Regions from separate parts of the Homo sapiens genome. Here region 2 is linked to region 1. A link is a loop called in an ENCODE intact Hi-C map of the cell type or tissue named here. Cell type or tissue: sigmoid colon. All regions are shown on one strand.

The links. Hi-C counts contacts between places; a loop is a spot of excess contacts. Peaks named below come from ENCODE experiments on the same cell type or tissue, not always from the same donor. Only the 100,000 strongest peaks of a DNase experiment are listed, where the experiment ranks them.
Region 2: a loop joins it to region 1, with 4 times the contacts of the local background. A loop is called at or near these places in 13 of 110 quality-filtered maps.

Annotation. Positions count from the first base shown.
Region 1 is chr7:27,743,895-27,746,394 of GRCh38, reverse strand. All of the region lies in intron 1 of TAX1BP1 (Tax1 binding protein 1), which reads right to left. Among named protein-coding and RNA genes, the nearest start is that of TAX1BP1-AS1, 4.5 kb to the right of the region's middle. In sigmoid colon, a CTCF peak has its summit at 1,138; no DNase peak of the experiment used is centred here; H3K27ac peaks cover 253 bases.
Region 2 is chr7:27,199,243-27,201,742 of GRCh38, reverse strand. It overlaps HOXA13 (homeobox A13), which reads left to right and starts at 1,652. Exons shown (of 2, transcript NM_000522.5): 1 at 1,652-2,500. The coding sequence starts at 1,666. It overlaps HOTTIP (HOXA distal transcript antisense RNA), which reads right to left and starts at 1,322. Exons shown (of 3, transcript NR_037843.3): 1 at 1,222-1,322; 2 at 1-1,120. In sigmoid colon, no CTCF peak of the experiment used is centred here; DNase peaks (open chromatin) are centred at 1,492 and 2,426; H3K4me3 peaks cover 1,795 bases; H3K27ac peaks cover 1,746 bases; H3K27me3 peaks cover 950 bases.

The DNA of each region.
Region 1 (2,500 bases):
AAAAAAAGAAAAAAAAAAAACTCACTACTGGTTACAAGACACCAACAAAAGAAACTATAGCTAAATCAACAGAACCAACATCTATTAGATACAACTACCAAAACTGAATTAAGAGAATAATATTTTTCTATGAAGTGAGTGAATAGTCACGCTTCCTTTAAGAAAGATATTCAGTAAGAAGGAAATAAACTAGCTTAGAATAAACGTCCCATGTTTTTAATCAAAAGCTGATTAAGGATAATACTTTTTTCTTAAAATTTAACATATCATTTCCTAAAATAAATTAAACCAACAAAGCTGTAACTATTTTTTTTATAAAACAAGGCAAAAGTGTTTCAACTTCTGTTAACCTCAATTATAACAGTTTTTTAAAAACCCACAATCCAACCTTATACTTTTAGTTCACTGAAGTTTTTGAGGTACAAAATAGCACATAGGTATACATATATGTATTTGTATATGTTTACAAATGCATCAAAAGGAACTCAAGAAGTATACACTATAGAGTTAATAGTCTTATAAGGGATGTGTGTAAAAAGAAGACTTAAGGACCTTAAATTTTACATCAATTTATTGTTTGAATTTTTACAAGTATATATAAATGTATTATTTCTATTGTTTTAAATAGCCCTATTAACAAGAAATTCCATTTTTAAACCCTCCCCTGAATTTCACATTTTCTAATAGAAAACACTAGTATTTCACTTTAAAATATAGTATTCACAATGGTTACAAGTCTGAAAAGTAAAATAATTTGTGATTATCCTATTAATGGCCTTCATTAATCTCTCTCCAACACTCCAATCTTTTTAAAATTTCATTGCTATAATTATAGAAATATTTTACAAAAGTCATTCCAGTACCTTGTCATTTTTTACTCTTATTAAATTACAATATAGCTACTAATCATTTAAAAAGTTTACATGGATGAATGCAATCAAATATAATTATGTCATTATCAACCCATTTTAAATAATAAAATTTCTAATTCCCACATAGTTCCTCTGGTTCACTCCTCCTACAGATAACAGACTTAGGCAAGCTTACAAAAATGTTGGAATTCACTGAGAATGTCAAGGTCGCACGGGAGTGGAGAAATAATATGCAAAGTCACTGCATCACCTTGTGGTAATGCCTGGGAAGTGTAGCTTCACTAACATCCTGAGAAAAAGTACAAACCTCCTCTCAGTTGGAGAGAAGTACACTCCCTACACAAAAAGGAAAGTAGAAGCAAGCAGCTTTACCATGTCAAATTCTGATTCCCCTTCTCTAAAGTGCACCTCTACAAACAGGAGTATAGTAAGTAGGCAAGCCAAGGATAAGTATGAAACGTCCAGTCAACAATTAAGGGGCCAGACACATTTGGCTGGGAAACAAAATCAGAAATGCTTATACATGCTGGCTACAGTGCCCTCTTCCAGGTTTCCTACTACACTTCCCCAAGTTCCAATGCCTCTAGAATTTCTTTATGTGTGTTATGCTGTAAACTGTATATTATAAAGTCTTTGGTCTAAATTCCAATTTTATTATTTTGCGAATGCATTAATGTCTATAAAAAAGATAAATAATATATAGTGGGCACTCAGTTATGTATACAGCTAAAATAAACATGGGGTGGGGGCAGGGAAGCATTTCAATGTTATCTTTACTTACTCCTCTTGTAACTTTTTCAAGCCCAAAGCAGATTTGACTTTTGTGGTAGTATTTTTCCAGTGGTTCCCAATACTTGTTTTACTTTAGCCCAAAAATGTAAGCCTTAGTGAACTTACTGAAAAATAGACCATAGTAAGAACTTCTGTACATTAAACATATGAAGCCAAATTAAGCTTTTTAATTTAGATAAATACTAAATATAATTTGCCAGTCCTAACAATTAGAATTCAAAAATAAGGTAATTTTGTTATGTGTGATAATATAATTATGGTGATTCTGTGTTTTTCTAGTCTTTATCATTTAAAGATACTAAACTAGGCCGGGTGCGGTGGCTCACGCCTGTAATCCCAGCACTTTGGGAGGCCGAGGCGGGCGGATCACGAGTTCAGGAGATCGAGACCATCCTGGCTAACACGGTGAAAACCCATCTCTACTAAAAATACAAAAAATTAGCCGGGCGAGGTGGCAGGCGCCTGTAGTCCCAGCTACTCGGGAGGCTGAGGCAGGAGAATGGCGTGAACCCTGGGGGGCGGAGCCTGCAGTGAGCTGAGATCACGCCATTGCACTCCAGCCTGGGTGACAGCGAGACTCCGTCTCAAAAATAAAAAATAAATAAAAATAAAAAATAAAGATACTAGGCCGGGCGCGGTGGCTCACGCCTGTAATCCCAGCACTTTGGGAGGCCGAGGCGGGTGGATCATGAGGTCAGGAGATCGAGACCATCCTGGCTAACAAGGTGAAACCCCGTCTCTACTAAAAATACAAAAAATTAGCCGGGCGCGGTGGCGGGCGCCTGTAGTCCCAGCTACTCGGGAGGCTGAGGCAGGAGAATGGCGTGAACCCGGGA
Region 2 (2,500 bases), 540 kb after region 1:
CCAGCCACATTGGTCTGGATCCTGCAGGAAGCCCAGGGGCCTTAGACAGCAGATGGTGGGGTGTGTGTGAGGGGTGGTATGCGTGCTGCTCTGAGTTTAGGGCTGAGTGTGCAAGCTAGGAGCAGAGGACAGGTCCAAGCCTGGCTTCTCACCAGTCCGCCTGGGGTGGAAAAGAATCCAGCACTCTCCCCAGCACTATTCCGGTAATGTGCCCACTTTCACTTTGAACGCTTGTTCCTCTTCTAGGCATCTGACCAGCTCACAGTAGTGAATCAGGAAGTGGAAGTATGTGGCTCTAAAGCAGCAGGACCCCCAGAACCCCTCGACAAAACATGGCAGCTACAAGACGGGTCGCTGCTTGGTTCTTCAGCACCAACACCCTACCATGCTCCCAAGAAAAGGTTGCATTTCCCAGGCACAGAGGAAAGGCTTCTTGGACTGGTTCTTGGGCAAAGAAGGACTAGGCACCCTCTGCAGGCTGGAGATCCTACTTGAGGGGAAGGCAGGAAGTGGCCCCAAAGAGCCCCTTTTTCTTGTCCCAAAATAGAGTGAAATAGCGGGTTCCCAGATTCCTGGAGAGTCAGGTCCGGTCCACAAAGAAGCGTGGCTTTAGGGCCCAGAAGGGGGGTTTAAGTCCCAGCCAGAAGCACAGCTGGGGCTTGTTCCTCTTAAGCCCCTTCCAGAACTAAGCCAGCCATACTGGCGAGGTGGGAGCATGGATGAATGGTGCACAGGGATCGCTCGCTCTATCTCAAAGTCTCTGGAGGAGGAAGCGTTGTTACCAGGTCAGAGCAAGGATCAGGCTGTATACCTAAGTGTGCGAATGTGAGTGTGTCAGTGTACACTGTGTGTGTGTGTGATGAGTCGTTCTGAGTCTATGGGTCTAAATGCAAACATATGAAATTGCTCACTAACAGTGTGGACAGGGAAGGGATAGGGGCTCCTAAATGCAGTCCAAGCCTCCAGTGGAATGTCCTGGGACCCAGGCATATCCGCAGGAACCGATAAGCAGCAAACACCCTGCCACTGTTTCCCTGGAAAGAGCAAAATCGCAACTCCATCGAAGCCGAAGGCGCCGATGTCCGTCCTGTGGTCTCACTGCAGAAATACGCGCCGGTTCCTGGAAAGAAAACAGTCCCAGAGGCTCCAAGAAACACCCATTCTGAGCTAGGCTGGTCCCGTCCTCCCCACTCTCCCATCCCTGACCGCCGGCAGAATTACCTGACCTGTCCCCACTGCTCCAGATCGCAACCCAATCGCGCGCCCACCTCCCCTCCCCGCCTGGTTGCGCGGGTCTGGGCCCCACTGGGATAAAGGAAGGGAAGGGGGGCGGAGATGGGGCCGCCTTCCTTCCCTGCCCCACCCGCACGTTCCTCCGCCTCTCCCCCGGGTGAATGGTGCGCGGCCGCGCGGCTGGCGCTGGGGACGGCGCGGGCCGCGGCGGGGACGACGGGTGCACCGTGCAGAGCTGGAGTCGGAGCCGCCCGCTTTGCATACGCCGTGGGCGGAGCGGGGGGGCCGGGCCAATGGGCGGCCGCCTGGCGCGACCCCGCGGGGCGCGATCCGCCCCCCTCGCTCGGGCCCCGGCCCCGCGCCGCGCGCTCTTCACTTCTTGGGGGCTTTTTAAAACAGCGCCACTGGGGTCTTCTCCATGCGGCTCGGGCTATGACAGCCTCCGTGCTCCTCCACCCCCGCTGGATCGAGCCCACCGTCATGTTTCTCTACGACAACGGCGGCGGCCTGGTGGCCGACGAGCTCAACAAGAACATGGAAGGGGCGGCGGCGGCTGCAGCAGCGGCTGCAGCGGCGGCGGCTGCCGGGGCCGGGGGCGGGGGCTTCCCCCACCCGGCGGCTGCGGCGGCAGGGGGCAACTTCTCGGTGGCGGCGGCGGCCGCGGCTGCGGCGGCGGCCGCGGCCAACCAGTGCCGCAACCTGATGGCGCACCCGGCGCCCTTGGCGCCAGGAGCCGCGTCCGCCTACAGCAGCGCCCCCGGGGAGGCGCCCCCGTCGGCTGCCGCCGCTGCTGCCGCGGCTGCCGCTGCAGCCGCCGCCGCCGCCGCCGCGTCGTCCTCGGGAGGTCCCGGCCCGGCGGGCCCGGCGGGCGCAGAGGCCGCCAAGCAATGCAGCCCCTGCTCGGCAGCGGCGCAGAGCTCGTCGGGGCCCGCGGCGCTGCCCTATGGCTACTTCGGCAGCGGCTACTACCCGTGCGCCCGCATGGGCCCGCACCCCAACGCCATCAAGTCGTGCGCGCAGCCCGCCTCGGCCGCCGCCGCCGCCGCCTTCGCGGACAAGTACATGGATACCGCCGGCCCAGCTGCCGAGGAGTTCAGCTCCCGCGCTAAGGAGTTCGCCTTCTACCACCAGGGCTACGCAGCCGGGCCTTACCACCACCATCAGCCCATGCCTGGCTACCTGGATATGCCAGTGGTGCCGGGCCTCGGGGGCCCCGGCGAGTCGCGCCACGAACCCTTGGGTCTTCCCATGGAAAGCTACCAGCCCT